Linked DNA regions of Homo sapiens: region 1 is linked to region 2. Evidence: chromatin loops called from intact Hi-C (ENCODE). Cell type or tissue: chondrocyte. All regions are shown on one strand. Links, peaks and the distances in the headings refer to the core of each region. The heading gives the core; the rest is flanking DNA. Region 1 has its middle 120 kb from the start of LINC01748. Region 2 has its middle 58 kb from the start of CYP2J2.

Region 1 (10,962 bases), core at 1,005-9,004, 520 kb after region 2:
TGCAGGGTGCAGTTACAGACTGCAAAATCAAAAATCAGTAGCATTACTATACACTAACAATGAACTGTCTGAAAATAAATTCAGAAAATTTCTCTCATAATAGTATCAAAAAATAAAATGTTTGAGTAAATTTAACCAAGGCATCAAAATATCTGTATACTGAAAACTGTAAAACATTGACAAAAGAAACTAAAGATTACACAAATAAATGTAAAGATATTTCATGTTGATGGACTGAAGAATTAATTCTGTTAAAATAACCATGCTACACAACGTGATCTACCAATTCAATGCAATCCCTATCAAAATTCAAATGTCATTCTTTGCAGAAATAGAAAAAAATTTCTAAAATTTATATGGAACCACAAAAGGACCTAAGAAGCTAAGAAGGTCTTGACCAAATAGAGCAAAGCTTGAAGCAACAGACTACTGGATAAAAATACTTTACAAAGTTATAGAAATCAGAACAGCATGATACTACTATTAAAAACAGACACATCAACCAATGGAGTAGTACGGAGTGTTCAGAAATAAACCCACACATCTACAGCCAATTGATTTTCAACAAGGGTGCCTAGAATACACAATGGGTAAAGAATAGTCTCTTCAATAAATGTTGGTGGGAAAACTGAATATTTTCATACAGAGATTTAAAATAGACCCTTGTCTCACTCCTTATACAATTATCAGCTCAGAATGGATTAAACACTTGAACATAAGGTCTGCAATCAGAAAAATTATAGGAGAAAGCTATATGACATTGATCTGGGCAGTGATTTCTTGGATATGACCTCAAAAGCGTGGGCAACAAAAGCAAGAATAGACAAACGGGATTTCATCAAAATAAAATGCTTCTGCACAGTAAACAATTAATAGAGTGAAGAGACAACTCACCAATTGGGAGAAAATATTTGCAAATCATACATTCGATAAGAGGCTAATATCTTAAATATACAAAGAACTCAAACTACAAAATAACAAGAAAACAAACAACCCTATTCAAAAGGGCGAAGGACTTGAATAGATCTTTCTAAAAGAAGACATATAAATGACCAACAGACAAACAAAAAAATTGCTAAACATCTTCAATCATCAGAGAAATGCAAATTAAAACCACAATGAGAGATTGACCATCATTAAAAAGACGAAAGATGACAAGTCTTGGCAAAGATGTGAAGAAAAGGGAACTCTTATACACTGCTGATAGTATTGTAAATTAGTACAGCCATTTTGGAAAACAACATAAAGGGTCTGCAAAAAATTAAAAATAAAATTCCAACATGATCCAACCATCCCACTACTGAGTATATACCCAAAGGAATTGAAATAAGTATGTAGAAGAGTTACCTACTCTCCTATGTTTAATGTAGCATTATTCACAATGGCCCAGCTATGGAAATAACCTAAATGTCCATCAATGGATGAATGGATTTTTTTAAGTGTGGTATACGTACACAATGTGATACTATTCAGCCTTTTAAAAACCCAGGAAATTCTTTCATTTTTGACAATATGGATAAGCCTAGAACACATTATGTTACATGAAATAAGCCAGGTACAAAGAGACAAATACTGTATGATCTCACGTACATGTGGTATCTAAAAATGTTGAACTTACAGAGGTAGAGTGTAGAATGATGGTGGTTACTAGAGATTGGGATTGAGGGAGGAGTGGATGGGAAAGGGGAGACATTGATCAACATCAGTGAGATAAGAGGAATAAGTTCTGATATTCTATTGCACAGCACAGTGACTATAGTTAACAATAACGTATTGTATATTTCAAAACAGCAAAAAGAAAAGATTTTAAATGCTCTCACCACAAAGAAATTATAAATATTTGAGGTGATGGATATGCTAATTAGCCTAATTTTATCATTCCACAGTGTATAAATGTATTGAAACATCCCATTGTAGCCCATAATTATATACAATTCTTATTTGTCAATTAAAAATACAATAAAACTTTAAGAAAAAAATAGTGATTGAAGAGTAATTTAGAGTAAAGATGACATTTACTTGGTTCATGGTCCATTGATCCCATCTCCACCCATCACATCATCCTTTCCTTGTGAGCAAGAATATGACTTCAAAGCCTTCCCCATCCAGTGTTCCAGCTGTCATTATCAATTGACCAGAGCCGAGATACAAGCTGAAACCTATTTGGCTATCTCAGGGTTGGAGTTGCACCCACTCCAAGTGAAATATATTTTTAAGACATTTCACAAACCATGTGTAAAGGGAGGAGGGGTTACCACCAGTGGTAGGGAGGGATAGTGTAAAAGTTACTAAGAGGATTTTTGAAACAGTGAACTTACCCTAGCAGGAAATTGCGAAAGGTTCACTACGGATAGTCAGAGGGAATTCAGGTTTTCAATAATACCTGAAAGTCCAATAAAAACAAAGCCCACAATATCTCAGAACATCTCAGGCCCCCAAGCTCCCTGGCATGTACCCTCGCTAATGTCTTTTGTGTTTTTTTCCTAAAATGTACCATTCTTAAAAAATGAGAGCCAAGCTCCAGGAGATGAAATTCTACATCTCAAATACATCGAGAGTCTCAGTGCCTATAGCCCCAGCAAGCTGCAGTGATCATGAGTAACATTACAAACTTCATGGAAGACTGGTAGCCTCAGGAAGAAGCTGTCAACCCGAATTAAGACGTCAACGTATCAGATGAGGAAGGTACTGCCATGAAGCCTATTGTTGCATGCGTGTCAGGTGAAGGCCATACTAATTACTGCGTGATCCAAATATGTCTGTTCCCTACTCCTCCCAAACTAAGGTCACTGAGTTATTATGGCCTGGTGGTTTGCACTATTTTGGATTCTGCCAAGTGGCAGGTGGCCTGACAAACATGCGACTCAGCATGTTTTGTTGGGTCCCCACAGCTGTGCTGCCAATCAGTTCAGGATGGCTGCAAGTTAATGCTAATTAGCTTCTGTTGATCTGCATATTCCAACAGCCTCCCAGGATTCCCATTTTGATATGCAAGATTGCCGGTTGGGTATGTGATTGAATTAAGAAGCAAGAAAGATTTTAGTTTCCATGCGGGGATATGCGGATCTGAATCCCCAGCAGAAGCTGTTACCCTTTTGATTTATGGTTGGCAGCTCTGGCCATCAGCATGGGAGCATGGGCTCTAGGCTAGAGGGTGCTGCCCCCCTGCTTATGGAAACAACCGACGCCTTAACCTCCTAGCACTATTAGGAGTAAACATTCTTTCCATCTGCTCTGTGAACTGGCACTGGCAGTTTATTTGAGCAAGGAATCTATAGTTTTCCGTTTGATTCAAATCTATTTAGTTCAAATAATCTAAACAAAAATGTAACAGTAAAGAAGAATTATTTCCTGTGGTGTACAAAAAGTACTAATTTCAAACTGTCACTTTCAAACTCACTGGGTATCTTTGAATAAACTGCTTCACCTTCATGGCCCTCAGTTTCTCGAATGCAATGTTAGGAGGTAATGCTAGAGTCTATTAAATGAGAGAAAGTATATGACAAGGATAACAAAATGTCTGACACATATGAGCTCTTGGATATTTTAATATATTTTTATACCATAAAAAAATAAAAAGCTATACAGTGCCTTCTCTGTGCCAGCACTTTGCACATGGTTGGAGATTCAAATATGAACAAAAAATTATTCACTTCCCTCCAGGAGTACATAGTAAACAGATAATTACAATTTGATAAATAAGGTTCATTCCAACAATGATATTCTATAATTCTATTCCTTCTTTCTTTCTGCTATGACAACATGGGAACACCACGAGCTTCTGGCTTCATAATAGCTTTGTTTTCTTGAGTATGTTGCTTAACTTATCTGAGCCCGTGTTTCTCCTTCTGTAAAAACAATATACCCCACATAACATTGTTGAGTAAGTTTAATGAAATAATGCTTGTTAAAGCTACTGACACATAGTAGACATTCAGTAAACAGTATTTCCCTGATGTTTTCTTTTTTAGTGGATATTATTAGAATCACATGAGTCCAGCAAATTCTGGGGTGAAGGACAGAGGTAGAAGAAAAAGAGGTGGAAGGATTTCAGCCTTGCTAAGAAAGGAACTCAGCAGGAAACACTGCACTATGGGGGCTAATGTATTTAGATTTTGCACCTGTATTTCATCAGGGCAATGAAAATATGATCTCACTGGGTAAACATTACAAAACAATTTTCAAAAGTTTTACTTGGCTACAGCCTTAGAAAGTTCCGCTTCCCTGAAGTGATTAAATAATATTTCTTGGAAAACATTTGCTAAATATAATTTTAAGGAGAAGTTTTTTTCTCATTTTCATATTGTTGAATTTGAGGGTCCCAATTGGGATTTTGTAGGAAAAGTTACTAAAACTGTTGCTATATTTATATTTTATATTTATTACATATTGTATATTTTCATATTTGTGTGTATGTATAAATATGTATGTCTCCATTTTCTATGTATATGCATATAACACATATGAGCATATGTGTCTATATATAGTGTATGCATTTAAATCTGCATCTATGTGTATAGAAATTTATGTTCATTATGATTTGAGAATGGAGTGTATGCATATACATATGCATGTGTTTTATAATATGACACCCATATTTATCATTTATTGTAGTGGTTAAGAGCATAGATGTATAGACTCTGAAATAGACCTGAATTTGAATTTCAGCTCTATCAGTTACTGCTATGTGAGTATAGCCAAGTTATTTAATCTCTGCATCTCAGTGAATTTCTCTGTAAAATGGAGATAATAATTGTACCTACCACAAAGATTGTTGTGAGGATTAAATAGATTAACATATATGAAAATGTTTAAACAAACCTTGGCCAATAAGAAACTCTATTTTATATTATTTTAATAATTGCTATTGTTATTATGACTATTTGTGTTATTGTTATTTTTTCATGCATTTATTTGTTCTGAATCACTTTGACTTTAAGGGTTTTTTGCTTAAAACCTCAATGAAAGGCAATTTTTAAAAAGTAATATCAGAGCTTGTAGAGTTTCTGTTTTGCAAGTGGTAGATATTTTGATTAAATTTTGAAGCACATTATATCTTTGTTTTGAAAAGAATCATCTGGATATATGTATTCAGCTATGCAAATGTTAATGTAACTACTCTCCATCCCACCCCACCTCATCGCCATCCACCTTGTTGGATAACCTGAATGCATATGTTTTAGACTAAATGAAGAAATGTGCTATTTGGCAATGCAAATTAGATGTATGCTTTAGCAAAGCTATTTCCTTGCATACTTTGCTGCTACTTTGAGAGAAATATTTCTTTATTAAGGAATTTAGGCTGCAGATTATTGCTTGTTTTGACCAAGATGCATGATCAAAAGAGATTAGTAACAGAGACTTCATGACTGCAGGAAAAGAAATGCAGCCCCACCGTTTAACTCAAGTTGGGGGACAAATTGGACAAAAGGGTTGAGTGAGCTTGGCACAAGTCAAATGGGACTGGATTTGATGCTTCGCTCCTTCCTTTCCTAGTGATGTGACCTTGGTCAAGTAGTGAATTCAGAGATAAATGCCTGAGTCTTTCAAACAGTATTGATGTTGGACTGTTACCCTGTTGCATCATGGTCTTGTGGTGGCCACAGGGCCACACAGTACCTCTGCTGATGAAAGGTGGAGTTTTCTATAAAGAATGCGGACATTTACACAATCATCCTGGGAAAAATTTAATACTTGGTTTGAAATGAGAACAGGGTAGAAAATTACATATTCTATGGCTCTTGATTTGTTTCTTTAAGAAATCCATTTAACTGTGAAACTAATATTTACTAGATTCTTATTCTGGATTGGACACTAATTGGAGTGGTAGGAACAGGATGTACAAGACATGGCCTCTGTCCTTAAAATGCTGATACTTAAATGAGGGATATAAACGTGTAAACAAATAAAAACAATCAGTTTGATGGATGCTATGGCAGAGTGCAAGAAAGAGGATGAACACAGAGAAGGAAGAAATCATAAATTCTTTCCAGGAATAAGGGAAATCATCTAAAATAAGATAAAGCTTGAGCTGTCTCTTAAAAAAAAAAGGCAATTATAGCAAATGGAAAGAGGGGGAAGGGTGTTTCAAGTAAGAGGAACATTCATGAGGCAAAGGAATATAGCAAATTTGCCACTAGTTTAGTGTGCCTGGATCTTAAGACATAAAGAGAGGAATAACAAGAGCTAAGACTATGGAAGTAGCTACCCAGACCATGATGGCCTATGTCATGCTAACCTCTTGGATTTCTTTTTCTTAGTGTCAATGTGACACCATCAAAAAGTTCTAAGCAGGTGAAGGACTTATTTATATTTTCATTTTAGATAGTGCATTCTTGTAGACATATGACGCAAAAATGAGAAGAGGGAAATAACACAGGCAGGGAATTATTTAAGAGGGCAATATAGTAATAGGGATATGGAATAATAAAGGTTAGAATTAAGGAAGTGGTAATGGGAATAAATACAATTGAGTATATTTTAGAAATATTTAGGGAATAACCATCCCCTGAACTTGGAAATTGGATTTTAAAAGGACTGGGTCAAGGATAGTCCCAGATTTCTTGTTTGGAGGTTACAAATAAGTAAATATTGGAATACGGGTTGGAGAGCAAGTTGAGGAAGGATAGGATAGATGAGTCTAGTTTTGAAAATGATAAGACTTAAATGCTTTGGAGGCATTCAAATAGATACAATACAAATTAGGATAAATCGATTTGGAGCCAAATGGAGAGGTAGGGGCTAGAGGTATTGACAGGTATTCAGAAAGAATTAGAAATGGTAAGTATAGTTATGAGAGTAGATGAGATAATCCACAAAAAACTTTCAAGTGAAATGAGAATATGGACAAAGGAGGAACCAAAGGTAATGGCAATATGTACAAAGAATGATGTCTGTCATCTACTATTTACCATTTAAGTAGCATTGATCTTTCAAGATACCAAATGAATCCCTCGATTTACTGAAAGACCCTAAATTAGCTGTATGATATATGGTGCTCTTGCAGAAGCTGTTTACTTTCTCTGCCAATGTAGACCTATCTGAATCTAGAGGAAATAGCAATCTTGAGCCAGTAGAGAAAAAATAAATTAATCCTAATTTTCAATAGAAGAATTAAAAATTTGGCAACTATTGCTTTGAATGGTATTCTAGTCTGTTCTCTAAAAGACAGTGGGACACTTCACTTTCCTTTTAAAGTAAAGTAACAACCCAAAACCAGGATTCTATTATATTTAAAAAATTGTCCAGACTACAATAAAATGAGACATTAAAAGGCCCTATTTATACAGTAGTAATGAGTAATACAATCATCTCTTCGTTGTTGGTGGTTGGGGCATTTTTTAAGGCCATGAATAAAGGGTCTCCAAGTGATGTGGGCACTGTGGTTTTTCTCAGACAGTTCAATAAATATAAGATAGGACCCAGGGATAATTTAACGAGTAAGCTTAGTAGAGAATTTTGAGTGAGGAAAAACCTTAGGATGTTTCTTATGGATCAAAGACAAGTTTTAATGAATTGGGTGGAGCTGATAGAGCTCTGAAGTTTATTCTCCTTTGTACAAAGGAAATGATCTCACAGTAATAATACAAATGGTATTCATGAAATATTTTTCTTTTTACAAAAGTTAATTATGAATGAACTTCATAGCTCGTTAGATTCAGAAAGCATAATACATTTTAGTAATTGACTTATTCTCTAGGAAGGGACTTTATGAATATTTGGGGAAAGATTTGGTTGAGGATAAATTAGATGTAATGGATTCTTTTTTTAAAAAAGTCATAACAAGCATAATATATTTCTTTACTTTCAAGAATTTGAGGTCTGTTCTCTACTCTGGTGCCAGTTGAATATCAATTTGGTTGCAGTCTTCTGCCTGTCATGCCGAAATCTCATCATTTCCTAAACTTGTCTAAGTCACATGCTGTTCAAACTACCTTGGAAGCCTCCCTCTTTTCTTTCTTGGCAAATTGCTCATCCTTAAAGAACCATCACAATTTTATCTCCAGTGAAGTCTTCTCCAGTTCACACTACTGTTCCAACAACACTTTGACATCATATCCCTATATGAATGTTATCAATTTTCATTACAGTTAGCAGCCTACACATATATTTCCACAGCTGGACAGTGCCTAGCTCCATGCCTGGCACACAGCACACATTCAGGAACATTTTTTGTTATGACTACCGATTATTACCTATTCAATCCTCAATCATTATCTCTCTTATCTAAAGATATGTACATATTTATATCTAGCTATACGTCTATCTGTAATTTACACAGCGAGCTTACATATGTGATCTCCTTTTGAACTTCAAGATTACCACACAGGATTGTAAGAGTAGCTGTATTTAGTGCCATTTTTCAAATAGGGAAGGTGAGAAGCCTGAGACTCAGAAAGTCTTGCCCCATATCCATGAGAAATGAATGGAAGACAGGAAATCAACTCTCCTTTTTTGACTTTAAATCTAGTGGACTATATTAAATTAAGTGGAATTTTTAGACCATCCATGCATTCATAAATTTATTCCTTGGAGCTATTCTTTTACTTAAATAGAGCTCAGGTGTATGAAATTGGATTAATATTATTCTTAGGTTTATCACAGTCATCGATAGTTTATGCATATCCCTAATTTTATGTGTGTATGCATGGATTCATATTTGAATGATATGACTAATACACATGAATCCATCATTCAACCTTATACCTAACATATTGTCATTAGCTATCTATATCTCTATACTACTCTTTTCCCATCTCACCAACCCTTGGTTTACTGCCCAACCCTAAAGTATCCGTATTTTGAATTGCATGTTTACCATTTCTTTGTTTGTTTGTTTGTTTTTACAGTTAGTTTAGTTTTGGTTCATTTTTGCCTGTTTTGAATGTTGTATTAAAATTATATTCCATAGAGTCTTCTGGAACTAGATTTTCTTAATTCAACTTTATATTACTGATATGTATCCATACTGTTTTGATATAGTTGCAGTTTCTTGATTTTCACTCCTGAGTAATATTCCATTATATGAATATACCAGTATTTATTTAATCATTGTTTTATTTATACAAATTTGAGTCATTTCAGTTTTTTCTGTTTGTTTTTGCTGCTATGAATAATGCTGCCATGAATGATTTAACATTTTGAGGGAGCGTAATTGCCAGGTTGTAAATTATATGAATGTATAACTTTACAGGAGAATGCCAAGTTGCTTTTACAAAGTGGTTATAACAATTTATAAACCCACCAACAAAGTATGAGAGATCCTGATGATCCACATTCTCTGCAATAATTATTATTGCCAGAATTGTAATATTTTATCAAGCATGTAGATGTAAAATGGTATCTCATTTTAGTGTTGATTTGCATTTCTTCAATTGTTAATAAGATTGAGAATATCTTCAGATATCGTCCTTATGTATTTTTAAAAATTATTTGTAGAACTTCTTTTTATTTTTGATACAAACTCTCTGTCAGTCATATATATTGTCAGTATCTTTTCCTGGTTGGAATCTTGTCTTTTGAGTCTCCTGGTAGATGCTGTTTTCAAATGAATGTTAACTGTTACCAATTCACAACTACATCCTTCTCAAAAGAACTGTGCCTGGCAAATGGACATGCCTCACCCAAAAGTTTTTGTGTCCTACCCTGGGTTCAGCCTGCAACCAATAATTGATGAATACACAGATACAAGAGGCTGACTCCTTTCCCTCCAGGAAATACTTCCTCTGTGGTATAATTCATGTGCCCACAGTTTTCCATGGGATTTGGCTGACACTAGTCTCCAGCTGAAACCACATCCTTAGTCAACTCCTTCCCCTCCCTGTTTTGCTTCTTTCATTTCCCTATAGGTTCTTCCTGAGGGCATTTCCTCAATAAATCACTTGCACAAAAATCTCCATCTCAGGTTCTGCTTCTAGGAAATCCAACTTCAGATACTTTCTTTGAGGTGTCTTTTGATGAACAGTTCTGATTATAATGAAATGTATCAAATTTTTTATTTTATGGATTTTCTTTTTTAAGAATCTCTATTTACAAATCCTTCCTTACTCCAAGATCAGAAAGCTATCATTATCTGTTATTTCCTGTAAAAAATTGAAAGGTTTGCTTTGACATTTGAGTCTTTATTTATTTTGGAGTTGATTGTTTTGTAAAGTATGAGGTAGAAATTCAATGTCTCTATATGTCAGTAACTATTTTGTCCAGGTTAATTTATTGAAAATTTCTTCTTTTCCCTATCATGTATCTTTTTAGAACACTGATAGTTTAGTCAACATTTATTCCACACTTTTTAAATGCTTTTTATTTTTATTTTTTTATTATTATTATACTTTAAGTTTTAGGGTACATGTGCACAACGTGCAGGTTTGTTACATATGTATACATGTGCCATGTTGGTGTGCTGCACCCATTAACTCGTCATTCAGCATTAGGTATATCTCGCCCCTCCCCCCACCCCACAACAGTCCCCCGTGTGTGATGTTCCCCTTCCTGTGTCCCAGTGTTCTCATTGTTCAATTCCCACCTATGAGTGAGAACATGCAGTGTTTGGTTTTTTGTCCTTGCGATAGTTTGCTGAGAATGATGGTTTCCAGCTTCATCCATGTCCCTACAAAGGACATGAACTCATCATTTTTTATGGCTGCATAGTATTCCATGGTGTATATGTGCCACATTTTCTTTTTTTTTATTTTTTTAATTTTTTATTTTTTATTTTTTTATTATTATACTTTAAGTTTTAGGGTACATGTGCACATTGTGCAGGTTAGTTACATACGTATACATGTGCCATGCTGGTGTGCTGCACCCACTAACTTGTCATCTAGCATTAGGTGTATCTCCCAATGCTATCCCTCCCCCCTCCCCCCACCCCACAACAGTCCCCAGAGTGTGATGTTCCCCTTCCTGTGTCCATGTGATCTCATTGTTCAATTCCCACCTATGAGTGAGAATATGTGGTGTTTG
Region 2 (10,962 bases), core at 2,858-10,857:
ATCACAATTCTATGGCCAATATACTTTCCATTCTTAAAGCACGAGGCTCTTTTGAATCTCTTGTGTTGTGGACTGAGCCTGGGTTTTGCAATCAGCCCTAGCTCCCTTATTTGCAAATTATGAGACCTTAGGCAGATTTTTAAGCCCCTCTCATCCTTACTTCTTTCATGTGTCAGATAGACATAATCACATATACCTGTTGTGTTGTTGCAGTTATGAAATGATGTATGCATGGTGTATATGGTGCCTAGAAGAATGTCAAACTCATCGTGGGAGCTAAGACAACACAACACTTCTCTTCTTTCTTCTGTCATGTACTTTTCGATTGTTTTCCAGATCCTTAAAACTGTCTCATAACACAGTAACTGATAACAGTGGAAACTAATCTTTATCACTAACGCGCAATCCATCTGGGAGAAAGCCATTTCTTCTTAAATCAGGACCAATCAACAGGGCCTCATGACCCAGCTCTGTCCTGCCATGAGCTTGTAGGAACAGATGGAAAATGGGCTGGGCAGATGGAAAAACTCCCATTTTCCAACAGGAATTATTTATTTGTGAAGTTGGAACCACTTGGAATGAATATTTTGAATTAGGGGGATGAAATATTGTAAGATTCACAACAGGGCCATGAAATTAACTAATGCGCTGCGAATACCAGCGTCACTGTGAGTCAGGGAGTAGGAATAATAATAGGGCTTTTGAAAAATGGTCCAAATGCATAAATTATTTACTGGTGTGTGTTAATGACTCCCTTGAAGCTGTTCTCCTGATGGCATTATCCCACATGCCCTTCCTAAGAAAGGCACATCTCTCTGAAAGTTCCTTTGTCTTTATGATCAGATTATTACAGAACATGAATATTATAAAGTACACAGCTACCATTATGAGACCTGTTCAGTGTCAGACATTGTGTGTAAGGCTTTCTATATGTTGTATCCAACCCTTATAATGCTCCTGCAGAAGAGCTCCTGCAAGGGCCTATACTTTACAGATGAAGAGACTGAAATTCAATATGATTAAATGTTTTATCCAATTTACACAAGTGGTATGTAGTAGGTTTTCCTGCTTTCACTTTTGAGTCTCTGACCTATCTCCTCAAATGGCCCCCAAGTAATCAAAACATTCATCTGACTACATCACACTCCTTTGCCCCCTGTTTTGAGTCTTAGAAGAGCATCAAGGGTCTTTAAGATCTGCTCCTATTTTCTCTGGTTTTGCCTCCTTCACTTTCACCTGGCATCTCATGTGTGTAGGTAACCATAGTTTACAATTGTCAGAACAGAGAGCAAACTCATGTCTCAGAGTCACTCTTATCTTGCTCGTTCTACCTAGAAAATTCATCCCTGCCACGCAAATACCCCGCCCGATCCCCACTCTGGCCAATTGCTTTTTCTTTCTCAGGACTCTGCTTAGTCCTAAATACTCCAGGAAGCCTTCCCTGACAACAGCTGCCTTTCTCTTACTGTGCTGAGCCATGTGCCTCTCTGCTGTGGCTAAGCACTCCTGGTTTTCCTCACACACAACACTTGCACACCATCGTACTCAACAGCGTTAGTGTCTGCCTTCTCTCATAGATTGTGATGTTGCCTTACTCATCCACGTGTGCCCAGTACCCAGCACAGCACCAAGCAGAGTGACGGGTTTGTGTGTGTTGAACTGACAAATGGATGGATGGATAAGAATGACAAATGCTTTGTTCTAAAGTGTCCGTGTGGTATGTCTGCAGTATCTGTGATGGCCTCGTGTCAACGAACAGCTAAGCTATCTATATAGGAATAAGTAACAATGCCTCATCAGGATCCCAGAGACAGCTGAGGGAATTCAAGGTGTTGGCTGATTGGCATTCTCAGGATGAGAGAGATTGAGGCATTAGAAAGGTAGATGAAAATGGACATGTATTTTCTGATCCCCTAAGTACTAGGGAGAAAAGCTACCAGCAGACCAATTCCAGGTAAGCGTCAGTATTGGAAGGAAGTCTAGTGGTGTTTGGATAGGAACATTAGCAAGGAAGTCTGGACATATCTTTGGAAATCCACTCAAACTATTCACTGAGGCCTAACACACAGTAGGTGCTCAGTAAATGCTTGTTGAATAAAAAAGACAGAAATAGGCAGGGCTGAGCTCCTCTTTTCCTTCCTGAGACGGAGAGGCCCACAGTAACTAGAAGCTCCAGAATGAAGCTACACCCAGGCCATTACATGTTCCTCCAGGTGGCCCAGGGTGGGGGTCATCACAGGCCTTGGGGCTGGGAAGATCTGTGATTAAGCCATGGCTATACCACTCTTTTGCCAAGCCTCACCTCTTCATTCATAAAGTAGAAAGAATTCCCACCTCTCAGGGCTGTCACGAGTATTAGATTAGACCACAGAACCTGGCCCACAGCGTGTGTTCAATATTCAGAGTCCCCTTCCCCTTGCCTTAGGTTCAGTGAACATTGGCACAAGGCAGCAGGAAACAAATCCTAAGCTGCACTGAGTGGCAACAAAGTTTCTTGCACCCTCTGCCAACCTGGCTGTTGGAACAGGGCAAACCTGCTGCTGGAAGCTGGATAATAAGACAGGACGCAGTAGGACTGGCAGGTCTAGCAAATAATGGGCAACAAGAGCTGTGCAGAAGGAAGGCAGGTCTTCACTTCCATCTCTAGTTCCTCCTGTAGCTTTAGCAAAGTCACAGAACTTCTCTGAGTCTCAGCACCCTCATCTGCAGATGGTCACCATTCTTCTTTTGTTCCTCTTCACCCCTGGCTGTTCTGTGTTGTTCTGAGGATAAAGGGCATGCTTGGAAACATGCCCTAGATAACTCATAGGTCATCACAGTTGACCTGGTCAGAAATTCATCCCTCCGGGAGGTAGGAGGAATAATGAGTGGGAGTTTAAAGAGCCTGACATCCAGCTTACACTCCGAGTTTTGGAGGAGCATCTAACCCAAATGCTCCTTCAAAAGTCAGAGTGTAAGTTGGATCTCAGGCTCTGGAAACTCCCACTGTGCACTGTACTTTGTTTGATGTATGGCAGATAAATGGCAGGGGTTTATTTAGACAGGGCCTTCCAGACTGCAAATCAGCTGGAGAAGATGTTTATGTGGTTACTAGTGTGATTATGGATATAAAAGAGCAGAGACCACGAATTTATCCTAGGTGTAGTGGTACCTTCTCCCTCCTCTTCTGCCATTGGATTCATGAGGCCAAGACCTGGCAAATTCTCAGATCCTTCACAACCCATCTTGAAAGGGACCACTATTTCCCATCGTGAACAGATTTTCATCCATCCTGAGTCCTTCTCAGGAAGCTACCAACCTTATAGAGTAGCCTACTTCATTGTTCATCAGCTCTGATTGTTAGTGTGTTTTTTCAGATTAATTCAAAATCAATCTCTCTATAACTTCTTCCATTCCTACCTCCACTCCTGGCACCTAAAGAGTGGAATACCTTTCCTAGCTCCTTTTCTTTTCCTTTAGTCTCTCTCCCACATGCTGAATTTAAGGGCATGTGGTGCCATGGCTGAGTAAGGAGTAGAAAGTGTTGTTAAGTAAGGTCAGCCCTGGTGGGAATAGATGATATGACTTAATTGGGATGGGCTGTTTTTTCAGAGGTTCACACATATGAAGTTCAAAGAGGAAGGTGTAGGTCAGGGTTTGAGATATGGAAAGTTTTATACAACAGGGTAACTTTGATCTAGTTCTTGCAGAATAAAAAGGAATTTAACAGTTAAAAGTAAGAGAAAAGGTATTGCAAGAAGAGAAAATTGCGTGTGCAAAGGCAAAAAGTCAGGAACATGCATAATGTCTTTAGGAAGCAAAGAGTTGTCCATGTGGCTGAAATGAAGATGAGAAAACAGTGGCAGATGAGGCAGGAGGGATGGGCAGTGGTGAGTCAAAGGATGCAATGAGCTGCTTGTTTCTAGCAAGATGTTAGCCAAGCTGCAGTTGGTCTTATTTGGTGAGTGATGGCAGCCATGCAATTAGTATACAGTTTATTTAACAATATTGATTTGATATTCCATATAGGCTATGCCCTACTTGAGGCCCTGACACTTTGGGAGCACAGGGCCTGGGACATAGTGCATGCTTTAAATATGCTTGCTGAATCAGTAAGTGTGGTAGGTGACTTAAAAGACTTAAGGTGTTGAAACTTCACCTAGGAAAGCATTTTCTATAGTGTCTTGCACAGAGCACTGGTTCTGAGAACTGCCAAAATGTTATATTTGAAAATAAAAACTACTTTGGTCAAATGAACTTGGATTAAACAAGAAGAAGATGACTTTTTGTTTGGTTTTGTTTTCATTGTGTTAGTCCTTGGGCATTGAGACTTACCAAGGAGGAAGGGATATAGGCTATGGTGTTTCCCAAACTTGAACATTAAACACCTGTCTGGAAGAGCATCACCTGGTTTTAATATTCCAGGGAACACACTCTGAGAGACAGCTATAGGTATCTGAAAGTAAATAAAGAAGCAGAATTGTTTTTGTCATTAAGAGCATGGTGGAAAGATAAAGAGTGGAGAAGGTCCTGCTGCTTCTTAAAATATCTAGCACAGAAGGAACATGTATTACTCCAGTTCACATTCCACTGGTGAGACCTAGCCAAGAAGCCATGTCTGTTTGCAAGATGGGCTGTAAATGAAGCCCCTGCTCGACAGCTACTTTCCACCTTCAGCCACCCATTATGAAAGAAGGAGCACAAATTTTGGTGGACAGCTAGCTATCTCTGCCAATTTTGCTGAAGAAACAAAGACTCCATGAATGAGTTGGAGAGGGAAAGCCAGAAGATTCCAAATGGGCATTTCAAGCTGCAGCGTTTAAAAGGCTCTTGTTGGGAATTATATTCCTTTTCCTCCTACTTGCCAGGGTGTATCAGTAAGCTTCTGCCATGGCAACAATCTCGATTCTTAGTGGCTTATTTTTTGTTTATGTTCAAAGACTTGTTTTTGTTCATGTATAGGTTCATGTTGATGTCTATGATGTTGATTTCTACTGTGCTCCATGTTGTCTTTACTTTGGGTTCTAGGCTGCTATCACAGGCTTATCGGTGAAGAAAAAGAGAACATGGGAGAACCACAGAATATCCTTTAAAACTACCATTAGGAATGACGTTACTTCTACCCAACTTCACTGACAAAAGGCAGTGATCAGGCTCAACAGGATGGAGTTAATTCTCTCACTGGGTGGCAAGTCATAAGTCATAAGTTATGGGCCAAGCCTGATTGACATCAATGAGGTTGGAAAGTATCATTCCCTAAGTGGATGAAGCAAACTTTGAACAATAGTTATTTTGCAATAGACGATACAAGGGACTCAGAATTCTTACCTTGTGGGGTTAGGGCACTGAAAGATCTTATGGAAATGCCCACCAACCTCAGGCAATAGTCACCCCTTCAGTTGTTGGCAGTCACTCATCATGAAATAGAGGATTTATATTTCAATCATGTGAATGTCAGAAGTCAAGTCCTTCTAGCCTGGGGCTGCCTTTAGCATTTCTGGAGTCCTGTGTTCAATACTCTCTGGAGGAGTGCACCCTGGGTGAGGAAAGGATCCCAATCCTGGCTTATCGAGGAAGAGCGGGGCATAGTGTATACAACCTAGGGGTATTGTGTGTGTTGTGGGAGGAGGGGACAGGAAATCATAAAAAAGCATCAGGTGGAAAAGGGATAATATGTGGCTTGCATATGCTTGTCCCTTTCCAGGAAAGGTCATCTGCCTTCACTCACCTGGCAGAATCCAGTTCAACATTCCAGGCTGAGCACAAGCATCTTGTCCCCCAATAAGCTCCCATTGATTCACTCAATTTGAGATGTTTATTCTTTCTGTTGTGCACTCATTACTCTCACGGTAAGTTTAAGAAAGTGCTTATCACACTAGTACAGTTATTTACCTACTTGCTGTCATAGGTGGAATTGCATCCCTGCGTGAAAGTTCTGCTGAAGTCCTAACTTCCAGTGCCTCAGAACATGATCTTATTTGGAATAGCCTTTTCAGAGGTGATCAAGTTAAAATGAGGTCCTTCATCGTTCTGGTGGGCCCTAATTCCATATGACTGGTGCCATATTGAAAAGAGGAAATCTGACATAGAGAGAGACACATACTGAAGGAGAATGTAATGTGAAGGTGAAGGCATAGATCAAGGTCATGCCTCAACGAGTCAAGCAATACTGAAGACATTAAGCCAAGGAAGGGGCATGAAACAGATTCTCCCTTGTGGCCCTTAGAAAGAATCAACTCTATTGATACTTTGATTTTGGGCTTCTAGCCTCCAGAACTGTGAGGTAATACAGTTTTGTTGTTTAAGCTGGCCAGTTTGCAGTACTTGGTTATGGCAGCCCTAGCAAACTAATACACTTGCCTACACATCTGTTCCCCTAAATCCACTTCCACCTAATCCCTCCCAAATTAAGTCAGTTCTGGAGGACAGAAATACGGTTTTCTTTCCTTCTTTCTTTCTTTTTAATTATCCCTGATGCCTAGAAGGGCCAGGCACAGAGTTAGTTTTTGCTACAATTATTGATCACATTTTGCATTCTCTTTGGCCACAAGGGAGAGAAAAAAGGGACTAGAAGAGGAACTTGTTTTAGAAGAACAAGCTGGAGCTGTCTGGAAAGCAAAAGAAGACAAGTAGTGAGATCCATGTCCCTGAAGGTGTCCAAGAATATGCAGGCTGAAGGAAACCCTGCTTAGGGCTGGTTCTATGAGAATGTTGAGAAATAGTTTTGCTGGTTGTAATCTTCCAGAGATTGGTCTATTGATCAGTATTTTGGAATCCGGGTGAGTCAGAACCAGGCTAGGTGTCGCCCTTGTGTAGCTGTTGAAGATAGTGTGGGAGAGTGGGGTGTGTGTTTTAAGCAAGTGCTTGGTTCAAAGTGCCAATTTCTCTTCACCAGCTAAGTCTCGATCAGCCTTTGTCAGAGCTCAATCTGCCTGTGAATTTGCCTGGAATCCATTCCCAGCAGCACCATCTGTTTGCGATTGTCCTACCATCTGACCATTTACCCTTTGTCAACTTCCTCCTCCGGGCACTCCCACTGCCAGTTGGAATCCGCCCATGGATTCCACCCATTGTCCATCCTGGATAAACTGAGTCTGGAGAAAGACAGCACAGGAGAGAAGGGAAGAGGTGGGAGACGTTCCAATGTGCTAGCGTTCTTGGCCAAGAGGTGTCTGGGAAGCCCCATTAAGCCTTCACACAGAACCTGGAGAGAGAGCATGTGGCCCAGCCAGAGCCATATTGTGCCCCAGGCAGTCTGATGGCTCCACAAATAATATTGATGCCTTTTGTTTGAAAACTCTTTGTGGAGGTTTCCCATTCCCAACAAACCACGCTTGATGCTGGGCTTCCCGCAAGCCTCTTTGCCTTTTGCACAGTCCCGTGGCCAACTGTGCAGGCAGATGAGGGCCCCCGAATGCTAATGAGGGAAATGGCTGGCATTCCTAAGGCACGCCCGACTCTGGGAACCCCGCCTTTGTTGCTAAGGAACATTGGAACTGTAGCTGAAAGGCTCTTAGAAGAGAGAGGAGTGAAGAGAGGGAGAGAAGAAAGGAGAGCATTTGTTTTCAGAGCTTCACAGTTCTCTGGCCAGCTCCAAAGCTGTCCAATCTCTGATCCCAATTAGAATATCAAACCCCCTGTTATTGTTTCTCTTAATGATCTTGGGAAATTCCTCAGAAGAGTCAGCAAGCACTTAGCAAACTTTTTGGACTGCGCCATCTCTACAGTTGTGCTTCTGGTAGTGTGAACATACCATGCCAGAGTCCTGAAAACCATCTTTGTTCCAGTTCCCAGAAGGCAGTGATGAAGCTGGAGGATGGGAAGAGGGCAAAAAGCTGTTGGGTTTTCAAAATGTACCCGTGGGGGCTCCACTTAGCAGATGATTGCCAGGTGCCCACTCGGCAGTGCGTCTGAGCTCTGCGCTGGTCACAAAGACAGGAAGATCTTGTTCCTGGCTTGCAGTCACCTCCAGACTTGCTGGGAGGGACACACCACACATGCTAAAGAGAATTGTATGGTTTATTTGCTCTAACTGTGGCCAACAGCATTGAGGAACTTGGAGTTATGCAAGACTGGGTTCTAATCCTGGCTCAGTCACTCACAGCTATAAGTCCTTAGGCAAGTACATACACTACCCTGAGCCTCTGTTTCTCACCTGTACAATGGGCATGGTAATGCCAACCTCATTGGTTTACTTTGTGGAGTAAGTACAGGACAGAGAATGAGAGACAGGAATGTGGAACACATATTCTGTGCCCTCCAGGACCACACAGTCGGTGAACCATCTGTGGGCTTGGAAAATGTCTGTACCTGGAAAAGGCATTCAACCATTTGGCCCATTGGATGGGGTAAAATGAAATCCTGTATAAGACTAAAATAAGCTAGTTTCCCTTATGGAGCATGTCTATGTGCCAGGCATAGCACTGGGCAATTTGCATGCATTATCTCATTTAATATGAATGATGCTCTCAGGTAAGTAGGGACTTGTTCAGGGCCACACAGCTGGGAAAGAGTCTGCCCAGCTGATGAGAACCTGCCTCTGTCATTCTGTGCCCTTTCCATCCTTAAAGCCTGAGGTTTTTGGGGGAGTTGGGACATACTCAATTGACACCAAGCATCTCCAGAGCACACTGAAGGATAACCAGTCCACTATCCACAGACATCCATTTGGGAAGGTTTTTTTGGAGGACACTGGTCAAGACTGACACCAGACTTTCCCAACACAGTGGTTATTAGAAGTTCACAATGACACAGCTCTGAGAAAAAAGGGAGAAAAGTAACAGACTTTCTATAAGTAAACCATGAAGTTCCAGCATAGAGATCATAATGATATTCTGAACCATAATGACTTCCTGGCACTTCTTAGTAATTTCCATCCACCAACACCCCTCCCCAATGCTCCTTGTCTATCAATTCCCACTTTTTCTTGTTGAATTTAGAGTTGAGCCCAATATCTCTCCCCTACTGCAAAACTCCATTGCAGTGGTTCCTATGACTATTGTGATAGTTTTGAGTAAAACCTGCCTTACGATTTTAACAAGAGTCAGAATAATTTTTTCTTTAAGACAGACAGACAGACACACACACACACACACACACACACACACACACACACACACACACCCCTTGGGGAAAAGCAGTGGAGAATTCCAGGAGACGATGCAAAAGCAATTGATACTTGACTCTAGAAGGCAGATACATCTCAAAATTTGTTCTTACTGTAGTAGTGGCCTGACCTCCCTATGCCATTTCACATAGACCGTTGTTCAAAGTACTTTGGAAGCTTCTTGAATGTTCAGCAGCTAAGGGAAGGGACATAAAAGGGTATATCGTTATTACATGCAAAGAACTGTTCAAATGGCATTGCTTTCAATGTTTATAACAATCCTTCAAACAGATGTAATTGCTTCTGTTTTATAGATGAAGGAACTGAACTCCAGGGGGATTAAGCAACTTGTCAAGTCTACCACCCGCTAAGTGCAAGAGCCAGATTTTGGCTATTTTTGAAGCTATTTATTCTTTTTCTACTCTGTGTGGAAATATGGGGGGTAGGGTAGTAGGGTGACTGTGGATCTAGATCTGGTAAAGGTTACCCTACTTATAGAAGTATTCATTCAGCCAAGACTATAGTACAGGTTATGCTTAACCTGTGGTCACACAGCTCTGGTGGCACCTTTCATGCTGCATTCTATGTAAATGCAGCCCCCTGCATTTGTGTAGCTTGGGGATGCTGAGGCTACTTATCAGAAACTATGCTAGATATTGGATATTAAGAATTGGGCAAGGTAAAATCATTGCTCTTCAGGGCCTTATGATTTTGTCTAATAACCCCGACTTCAGGTTTAGGATCTTCTTTTACCCAAACTGCCTCTCCAACCCACTTACTCCCAGAGATGAAGGGTAAAGTGAGACCTTCTCAGTATCAGTTGACCAGTCCTTCACAGGAAGCACGAACCTTCTAGCAGATATTAACTGGCACAACCAAACAGCTTTCTTGTCCTCTGAGTCTGTTTCCTCATCTGTGAAACAGAGCTGTGAAACCTGTCTTATTGAATTGTCAGAGATAGACCAAACAAAGTATGTCAGGTTCCTCAAACACAATAGTTGCTCAAGGCATATTAAATTTTTGACCTACTATTCTAATTGTCCTTACTTGGCATTTTGTTAGAATGAGAAAGCCGTGTCTATTTGCTTGCTCTTTTGACCTAAAAGGCAGCCAGAAAGTCCAAGGGTTCTAGAAAGGGTGGTCAGTCGGTTTCAAGAGTCATTTTTCTGGACAACTCAAGGATTATAAAAACCAAAGCAGGTCAGACTAGAAGACCCTTAGAGACCATTTATTTCAGTGGATCCAAATAGTTTTGTTCTTAAGGCCTTGTCTATAAGAGTACATGAAGCACCTCATTTTATAAAATGGATAGAAAGGGATGCTCAGAGGCCTTTCTGTTTGATTTTCCCCTTGACCTAACTTGTTCATTTTGTCTGGCACACAGATTGGAAACTCAGTACCCTGATCACCCAGTATTAGTGATGGTGCTGGGAGCACATTGTCTCTGAAGCTCCAGGCCAGTGTTTCTTCAATGAGCTCATGCTACCTGTATGGTGTGATACGTGTGTAACTGTGTGCTATGTGAGTGGTGCAAAGTCAGGGGGGATGTTAAGAACAGAAGAACTATGGGAGCTGATGGAAAGTTCCACCTGGTTTTCCTGTCCAGGCAGAGCAAAGGATGTTACCTATTCCCAAAACGCTTTGTCCCAAGGAGTCCTTCCTCAAAACTTCTATCTTGGACTTTTGGAAAATACCCCTGGAGACAGTGTAATGTTGTTTAGTTTTGTACTGCAGAAAATATTGGACTTGTTCAGAAAACCTCACTTGAAATGTTTCTTCTACTGCTTAAGATTAAGATAGTGTATTGGTAATACTTTTATTTTTCTTATGGTATGGAAATCCTTCCTAGAATAATGACCAGGAGAAGGGATGATTTA

What was found. A loop is a pair of places that touch in the nucleus more often than their neighbours do. Peaks named below come from ENCODE experiments on the same cell type or tissue, not always from the same donor. Only the 100,000 strongest peaks of a DNase experiment are listed, where the experiment ranks them.
Region 1: it touches region 2 in a loop (2.5-fold over the local background); 1 of 110 quality-filtered maps calls a loop at or near these places.

The regions. Positions count from the first base shown.
Region 1 is chr1:60,500,586-60,511,547 of GRCh38, forward strand. No RefSeq gene overlaps it. Among named protein-coding and RNA genes, the nearest start is that of LINC01748, 120 kb to the right of the region's middle. In chondrocyte, for the core only: no CTCF peak of the experiment used is centred there; no DNase peak of the experiment used is centred there.
Region 2 is chr1:59,979,288-59,990,249 of GRCh38, forward strand. No RefSeq gene overlaps it. Among named protein-coding and RNA genes, the nearest start is that of CYP2J2, 58 kb to the left of the region's middle. In chondrocyte, for the core only: no CTCF peak of the experiment used is centred there; a DNase peak (open chromatin) is centred at 7,397.